Linked DNA regions of Homo sapiens: all the other regions are linked to region 2. A link is a contact called in ENCODE Hi-C or POLR2A ChIA-PET data. All regions are on one chromosome and are shown on one strand. The core of a region is the stretch at or near the end of the contact, and the rest is flanking DNA. Distances in the headings are between cores, read along the strand shown. Region 1 overlaps CYTH1 (cytohesin 1). Region 2 overlaps SEPTIN9 (septin 9). Region 3 holds the start of SOCS3 (suppressor of cytokine signaling 3).

Region 1 (2,711 bases), core at 21-2,520, 1.4 Mb after region 2:
CCTGTGCTTTCATATTCCATAATGAAGAGAAAACTTGGGAGGCTACACAAAGACTCAGATAATGGATAAGGGTCAGCTTTCTTCAGAGGGGCAGAATCCAAGCCCTTGTTTCTATTCACCTTCATTAAGAAGAAAGGGCAGTTCTAATCCTCTGTGTAATACCGTGAGCATTCATCTCTGGTGTACTCAACAGGAAAGCCTATAAAATTCAAACCAGAGTGAATCCTCTTCAAAACTTGTCACAGCAGATGGTGATACAGGTTTCTTGCTATGATGTGTGCTTTGTACAATGCCAAACATGCTCCTGCTTAAAAATAAAGATGTAACCATTTCTGATTCTGCAAAATACAAAATCCATAAGGAAGGGAGTGAGAAATATCTAGGGGGATATGAATTGATAGTTACAGCACCTCAGGTCTTCCTGCAAACACCACAACCTGAGCAACTTGTCCAACTAGAGACTACCACAATCACATGGCACGCATTAAAACATGGGATAACCACCGGGCGCGGTGGCTCCCGCCTGTAATCCCAGCACTGTGGGAGGCCAAGACAGGTAGATCACGAGGTCAAGAGATAGAGGCCATCCTGGCCAACATGGTGAAACCCTGTCTCTACTAAAAATACAAAAATTAGCCGGGCGTGGTGGTACGTTCCTGTAGTCCCAGCTACTCGGGAGCCTGAGGCAGGAGAATCACTTGAACCCGGGAGGCAGAAGTTGCAGTGAGCCAAGATCACGCCCAGCCTGGCAACAGAGTGAGACTCCATCTCAAAAAAAAAAAAAAAAAAAAAAAAAAAAAAGGATAACATGGAAAGTTCACGTCAAGGACAGCATTTTAGAAGCAATCTGAAAATCCAGTGTCCCACTGAGGAAGCCTATACTTCATTCTATTTGGCATATTTTCCTACAAATAATACTAGTTTATACACACATGCTATCTTACAGCTTAAAATGTTTTCTCATTTCCACTTTTTTAAATTTTCCAACAAAGCTCAACTGTAACTCTGCATATTTCCTGACAATGAACTATACACTGTTCTCATCAGTTTACAGGTAAGATAAAGACTCAATGAGTACAAATAATCTACCTCGGGTACACTACCAATAGAGCCCAATTCACATTCCGGTCACCGGCTGCATCCTCAGCTCTTTTTTTTTTCTCTTACTGAAATACACAGATTCACTTCAGCTCAGCGTTTACTGAGCATCTGCCATAGGCGCAGCCTGTGCTTGGAGCTGGGATTTAAACAGCTCCAGTCCCTGGCCTGCACAGAAAGTGAAGGCCAGTGGGGACAGGCATGTAAGCCCGTAGCAGCAGCACACCCGGCCACAGCGGCCAAGTGCAGCAAGTACTCACAGAATTCCAGGCGATGCCAAGAGGCTTCAGAGGGGCCAACCTGTGAGCCAGAACTTGAAGGACCAACGGATTCCCCAGATGGACAAGAACAGAATGGTGTATACCAAGCAAGATAAAGTGTATGGAAGTGACAGAGGCCAGCAACAATGGGCACACCACAGGGCAAGGCCCAGGACACAGCAGGGCTGAACTGGCACCCTGAAGGGGGCTTAGTGTCTGCCTGTGAAGGGCCTCAGGTCCCACACCAAAGATTTTGGAATCTATCCCAAAGAGATGCCAAAGAGAGAGTTCAAAGGCAAATCAAGGCCGGGCACAGTGGTTCACGCCTGTAATCCCAGCACTTTGGGAGGCCAAGGTGGGTGGATCACATGAGGTCAGGAGTTCAACACAAGCCTGGCCAACATGGTGAAACCTCGTCTCTGCAAAAAATACAAAAATTAGCCGGGTGTGGTGGCATGCACCTGCAGTCCCAGCTACTCAGGAGGCTGAGGCAGGAGAATCGCTTGAACCCAGGAGGCAGAGGTTGCAGTGAGCCAAGATTGCACTCCAGCCTCGGCAACAGAGCGAGACTCTGTCTCAAAAAAAAAAAGGCAAATCAAGGGGGACTGACATTAACAAGATTAAATAGCTAAAAATAATAATAACTTATGGCAGTTAAGAAAATAGTGCCCAATTAATTAAACTGGTTAATTCTCACTAACACACATATACAGAATGAAAACTGACGAATGTATGTACCAATGTACCAATGTACCAGGTAAAAAAAAGCTTTTTTTTTTTTTTTTTTTTTTTTTAGAGACAAAGTCTCACTCTGTCACCCAGGCTGGAGTGCAGTGGTACGATTTCGGCTCAACGCAACCTCAGCCTCCTGGGTTCAAGCTATTCTCCTGCCTCAGCCTCCAAGTAGCTGGGATTACGGGCTCCTGCCACCACACCCGGCTAATTTTTGTATTTTTAGTAGAGACAGGGTTTCACCATGTTGGCTAGGTTGGTCTGGAACTCCTGACCTCAGGTGATCCGCCTGCCTGGGCCTCCCAAAGTGCTGGGATTATCAGTGTGAGCCATCGCGCCCAGCCAGAAAGCAATATTTTTAACCTAAAAATTGTGGGTTTGAGATTAATGCAGCAGAAGAGTCTGACTTCCTTAAAGAATATTTTCAAAAACCCCCACATACCCTTTCTTAGGCGTGTTCTTTAGGGCGTAAGTCTAGTTAAAAGCAGCTCTATGGAAAGCATAACTGACTCTTAACTTCTGCCCTCCCCTGGGATCTCAGGGACCTGCCAGAGGAAACTCCATTTGTCCCCCTCCTTTTACACCTACCTAAATGCCACTCTGTCTCTCACGGCAATGTCT
Region 2 (2,758 bases), core at 178-2,677:
GAAAGATGCTTTCTACAAAATCCCATTCGGATGTGTTTTCATGTAAGAAAACGTACATTTTTAGAAACTCAGTTGTAAACTGGCTGCCTTCCGAATGAACACGACAGTCCCGGAGCTGTTTCCCTTAATGAGGTTCTCGTCCTGGGCAAACTTTAGCGCTGGTCTTTAATTGTCACTGAACTCCCGCACAGTCCCTGGGGAAGTGACTTCCTTCCTGTCCCTGCTGGGTGGCCTTGAGCAAGCCACTTGGCAGCTCTGGGCCGCAGTTCCGTCATCTGCAAGGTGAGGGGTGGGAGCGGCACGGCCCCTAGGCAGCGCCCCCACCTCCTGCGGGTTTCTGCGCGTGTCCTGAGTTTTGTGGGCGCCTCTTCCCTCACTGAGGGGCTCTTCTTCTCTGCAGGGCATGGCTCACGCCGCGTTGTCAGGCTGCAAGCCACTGCGAGAGCTGCTCTGATCCCCAAGCATGCTCTGGCCTGAGGAGGAGCCATGGGGAGGACGCTGTGCCTGTGTGACAGAGGCCTGCCCGGCAGATGCCGGCCCGCTGACTTCCAGACGTGGCTGTGGGTGCCTCATGCCCCACTGGGCTGGCGTGTGAGGCGTGTCCAGCTCAGGCTGCCCTACAGCTGCCCAGGAAGGGTTTGTGGGAGGGGGTGGTCCTACCCTGGTGAGTCCACGGTGGTCTGCCAGCCCCAGGGAAGGCTTAGGAGCCCCAAGACCTGCCCTCTTGTCCCTCCCTCGGCAGTGTCTGGCTCCGGTCTGGTTTGTGAACGGGGGCCTGGGTACTCTCCCGCCCTCCCTGGGGGCTGTGGCCTTCCCCTGGGAAGGTGCTGGAGGGTTTGTCAGCAGGGCCGGCATGAGTCATGGAGTGGTGACTGGCCGCTGAGGCATGGAAGGCCACTCCTTCCAGCCAAGGGTCGGAGCTTTTTTTTTGTTCTGGAACGGCTTTGTGGCTTTTACAAATTAAGCAGTTTTATCTTGTTCCAAGAGCTTGTATTTCAGCAGGGAGAGAGTCTCCAAGAAGGGAACTTTCCACTGGGGAGCTCTGTTGGGCTGGGAGGCTAGGAACAGGCCACGAGGGAGGGCTGCAGGCAGGGGAAGTGGCCGTCTGTGCATGGTCATGAATGCAGGCCCGGGGTCCTGGAGGGGGCTTGGCCACGCTGTCGCTGGACGTCTGTCCCCACCAGGGTCCATCTGATGCAGTACGGCACAGGGTAAAGCCCAGCTCCTCTTACGGGGTTCCTGGGTCATCAGTGGGCGGGGAACCGAGGCCTCCTGGAGGGCGGTGCCTCAGCCCTCACCCCTCCCTCCTGTCCCTCGCTGTGCTGTCCCCGATGGCCTCTGCCATCCCCTGGGAGTTCTTACCCCTGGACGCTCGGTGCCTGTCCGGTCTCAACCTCTCCAGCTCTGCTTTTCCATCTCCGAGGTGAGAGGCCTGGCCTGACGCGCTCTGCACCCGCTTCCTGCCCAGCCCCGTGGGAACTCTGGTCCCTGTAGTGGTTTCCTGGGGCTGCCATCACCAAGTGCCACAAACTGGGTGGCTCAAAACACCAGACATTTCTTCTCTCGCCGTTCTGGAGGCCAGAAGTCCGAAATCACGGCATCAGCAGGCCTGGTTCTTTCCGGAGGCTCCGAGGGGGAGCCTGCTTCTCGCCTCTGGCAGCTTCTGGCGGCTCCCGAAACCCTTGGCGTTCCTTGGCTCGTGGCCACACCACTCGACCTCTGCCTCCGTTGTCACGGGGCCTCCTTCTGTGCCCTAAATCTCCCCCTGTCTGTCTCTCATACGGACAGTCTTTCTCGGATTTAGGGCCCACTGGGTAACCCAAAATGGTCCCATCTCAAGATCCTTAACTTCATAACGTCTGCAAAGACCCTTTTTCCAAATAGGCCATGTTCATAGGCTCTGGGGTGGATGTAAATTTTAGGGGCCACCTTTCATCCCCCTGTTGTCCCCGTGTGTCTGGATGCACAGCATGGTTCCATGTCCCAGACTCCTTGCTGGACCCCTCTGGCCCTTTGGGGTGGCCTTTGGCCTTTTCCACTCGTTTCTGTGCTCCTGGTGAGGTGTCGGGGTCGGGCTTAGCCCCTGCAGGAATTCTGGGGACAGCATGGAGCCGGCAACTCCCCACCAGGCGTCTTCCTACCTGCCCAGAGCTCATGGTTGTGAGGGGTCTCTCCTTGTGGTTTTGATTTGCAATTCCCCAGTGGTTAGTGATGTTGAGCATCTTTTCGTGTTTATTGCTCATTTGCACATATTCTTGCAGAAATGTCTGTCCAAGTCCTTTACCTGTGTTTGATTTGGATGATTGTTGTTGCTGAGTGTTAGGAGATCTGTAGATTAATATCCAGATACTAATCCCATATCTGACCTATGATTTGCTGCCATTCCATGGATTGCCTTCTCCCCACGTTGTTAGTGCCCTTTGATATGCAATTTTTTTTTTTTTTTTTGAGATGGAGTCTGACTCTGTTGCCCAGGCTGGAGTGCAGTGGCATGATCTTGGCTCACTGCAACCTCCGCCTCCCTGGTTCCAGCGATTTTCCTGCCTCAGCCTCCTGAGTAGTTGGGATTACAGGCACCCGCCACCACACCCAGCTAATTTTTGTATTTTTAGTAGAGACGGGGTTTCACTGTGTTGACTAAGTTGGTCTCGAACTCCTGACCTCAAGTAATCCACCCGTCTCGGCCTCCCAAAGTGCCGGAGTTACAGGCGTGAGTCACCGCACCCAGGCTGATATGCAAATATTTTAAACTTCTATG
Region 3 (2,700 bases), core at 201-2,700, 1.0 Mb after region 2:
GGAGTGGCTGGGCAGACGGCTGCTCGGGCACCTCGGAGGAGGGTTCAGTAGGTGGCGAGGGGAAGGAGGGGGCTCCAGGGGGCGGCATGTAGTGGTGCACCAGCTTGAGCACGCAGTCGAAGCGGGGCACGGGCTGCGTGCTCCGGGGATCGCTCTGCAGAGAGAAGCTGCCCCCCTCACACTGGATGCGCAGGTTCTTGGTCCCAGACTGGGTCTTGACGCTGAGCGTGAAGAAGTGGCGCTGGTCCGAGCTGTCGCGGATCAGAAAGGTGCCGGCGGGCTCGGCACTGAGCAGCAGGTTCGCCTCGCCGCCGGTCACTGCGCTCCAGTAGAAGCCGCTCTCCTGCAGCTTGCGCACTGCGTTCACCACCAGCTGGTACTCGCTCTTGGAGCTGAAGGTCTTGAGGCGCAGGCTGGTGTCCAGGGGGCGGCTCATCCCGGCGGCGGGAAACTTGCTGTGGGTGACCATGGCGCACGGAGCCAGCGTGGATCTGCGCGGCGGCGGCTGCAGCTGCTTCGCGGCCTCCGCACAGCGGCCGCTACCGCATCCCGGGGGGCTGCGGAGAGGAAGGCGCGAGCGCGTTGAGTGCCCGGAACCCTCCAGCGCGCCCGGCCCGCCCCGGCTCCCCTGCCTTCGCCGAGCGACTGGGGCACCCACTGCCCCGGGGGCCCTCTCCTGGGCCCGCGCTCCGATCCAGGCGCCTCACGGAGCCCGCACGGCTCCCGCCCCTGCCGGCAGGGTGGCCCCGGGCAGCCCCTTCCCAGGCGCGCACTGCAAGGGCGCAGCGTGGGAAACTCGCGCGCGGAAGTTAGGTCTCCAGGAGTGTGGCCGGGTGGGGAGCAGGAGAAGGGCCCCCGGGACTGCCTGGGCGCCGCTCAGTCCAGTAGCCCCGGGCGGTGTGGACGGAGGGAGAAACCCGAGGCACGGGGGTAGGGAGGGGACAGGAGAAGCCCGAAGGCCCCAGCCGGAGTATTCCGGGAACCTGGGATCTCCGGCTTCCATCCGCTCTGCCCCTACCTCGTCACCTCCCTGCCGGGAATGACCCGGGAAGGGGAGGGGAAACCGGGAAAAGCTCCCGGGACTGAGCGAGACCCCTCCCCACGCCGCGCTCCTCCTTCCTACCTGGTCCCGAATCGAAGTCTCCGTCCTTGGGGCTGAGCCCCCTCGGGTCCCCAAGGCGACGCGGCGGCGAGACGGCCAGCGGTGGCCCGCGCTGCGCCCAGATGTTGGCGGCCGTGAAGTCCACAAAGGAGCCTTCGCGCGCGCGTCCCTCGAGCTTCCCCTGGGCGCCCGCCCTGCCCCCTGCGCACCCCCGGACCAACCGGGAGGGGACCAGGAGAGGGACCGCGGCAAGGGGCCGCGGCGGGAGCTGGGCCGGGCGGGCGGCTGGCGGCTGGCTGCGTGCGGGGCCGAAGCGGCAGCAGCGGAGCAGGGAGTCCAAGTCGGAGCCGCCGCGGAGGCCGCGCTCGCGGGTATATAGGCGGCCGCCGCGCCCCGCCCCCCGATTCCTGGAACTGCGCGGCCGGCCTTCTTGTAATGTTTAGTCACTACTCGCAGCAGAGAAAGGCTGAGCGCGGAGGGTGAGGGAGGGGCCGCGGGCGCCGAGGGCGGGCCGCGAGCAGGGGCAGGGACCGGGAGGGACGCGCGCGGAGACAAAGCGCGACGAGAGGCGGCCGAGGCGGCCGGTGGGCGCGGCGCCAGCCCCGGCGGCGCGTTCCTGGCAGCGGCCCCTCCCCGCCGCGCGCTCCGCCCCCAACTTCTCATTCACACTTTCCCCCCACCCCCCTCCCTTCTAAGAAGGCTGATTTCTGGCAGAGGCGGGGGCGCCGCTTCGGGAGAGCGGGCAGTTCTAGGAGGCCGACCTGGAGAGCCTCCCGGTTCCCCTTCCCCTTTTCCCGGACCCCGCGGGGACACCCCCTCGCCGCCACCCGGGCCTCCCCGAGGGCCCAACTGCGGGTCAGGCGGCCCGGGCCAGCCGAAAGGGAAGTGGGGCTACCCCACAGCCAGGCAGCGGGGCTGGGGTCAGACCCGGGAGCCGGAGGTTGGAGACGTGCGACAGTCACCTGCGGGCAGATTCCAGAGGGGAGACCCAGGGCTGCAGGGGACGCCCCTTCGTGGCAGCTACCCAGCCTCGGCCCACTGCCAGGTTCTTTGCCAACCCTGACGCGAGTGTGGAGCCCCCCTCCCCTCCCCTATGAAAACGCTTTCATGCACTGGGGTCTGCAAACCTGGTTGGTCCGGTGTGGGTTGGGCCAGGTGCTCTCGGCCGGGCTGGAGAGCTCGAGGTGGAACGATGGCCCCAACCTACGGCCCGCGTCCGCCAGAGGGCGCCCTGGGGTCTCCTAGGGGAGGGCAGTTTGGTGCTGCGCGGCCCAGGCCTTGGAATAGGCACGCCAGGGATCTGCGGGAATGGCTGTCTCCGGAGCTGGAAAGGTGGCCGAGAAGGGGGCATTCACACCCCAGGCTGGGGTCAGACCTGGGAATAAAATTCTAGCAGGAGAGAATTTCCGGAAAGCAGTTTTCCGGGGTTCAGGCTACTGCCAGATGGCCCACACCCCCTGGAATGTGACCCCCTGCCTCTCTTGGGGTGGGGGAGGACTTGATCACTGGCGGGGAGGGGGTAGAGGGGAGGAGAGGAAGTGATTGAGGTGAAAGATTGGTTTGCTGCTGGTCACGTTGGCACTGACGTAGATAGTTTG

Evidence for each region. Hi-C counts contacts between places; a loop is a spot of excess contacts on that map. ChIA-PET counts read pairs that join two places held with the same protein, here RNA polymerase II (POLR2A). Pooled maps may share reads with other maps.
Region 1: a map with no recorded cell type shows a loop between it and region 2 (5-fold over the local background). The contact joins two enhancer-like sites. A Hi-C loop is called at or near these places in 2 of 37 single-sample maps with no recorded cell type and 2 of 50 pooled maps.
Region 3: a loop to region 2 is called in a map of ascending aorta, with 2.9 times the contacts of the local background. The contact joins the promoter of SOCS3 here to the enhancer-like site in region 2. A Hi-C loop is called at or near these places in 1 of 168 maps with a recorded cell type or tissue (ascending aorta), 1 of 37 single-sample maps with no recorded cell type and 8 of 50 pooled maps. POLR2A ChIA-PET finds 5 or more read pairs at or near these places in 1 of 52 experiments (WTC11).

Annotation. Positions count from the first base shown.
Region 1 is chr17:78,732,306-78,735,016 of GRCh38, forward strand. All of the region lies in intron 1 of CYTH1 (cytohesin 1), which reads right to left. Among named protein-coding and RNA genes, the nearest start is that of CYTH1, 49 kb to the right of the region's middle. RefSeq lists an enhancer at 1,522-1,581. Within about 2 kb of position 1,271, at least 10 of the 41 ENCODE cell types and tissues checked have a DNase peak (open chromatin) inside an H3K27ac peak, as active enhancers do.
Region 2 is chr17:77,322,389-77,325,146 of GRCh38, forward strand. The region is part of intron 2 of SEPTIN9 (septin 9); the gene reads left to right. Among named protein-coding and RNA genes, the nearest start is that of SEPTIN9-DT, 42 kb to the left of the region's middle. RefSeq lists a silencer at 1,196-1,369 and an enhancer at 2,656-2,758. Within about 2 kb of position 1,428, at least 37 of the 41 ENCODE cell types and tissues checked have a DNase peak (open chromatin) inside an H3K27ac peak, as active enhancers do; they include ascending aorta, where a contact is called at or near this core.
Region 3 is chr17:78,358,627-78,361,326 of GRCh38, forward strand. SOCS3 (suppressor of cytokine signaling 3) reads right to left here and starts at 1,451. Exons shown (of 2, transcript NM_003955.5): 1 at 1,124-1,451; 2 at 1-557. The coding sequence starts at 469. SOCS3-DT (SOCS3 divergent transcript) reads left to right here and starts at 1,822. Exons shown (of 5, transcript NR_110847.1): 1 at 1,822-2,147. RefSeq lists silencers at 563-802, 1,213-1,492, 1,503-1,812, 1,873-2,072, 2,303-2,352 and an enhancer at 807-1,455.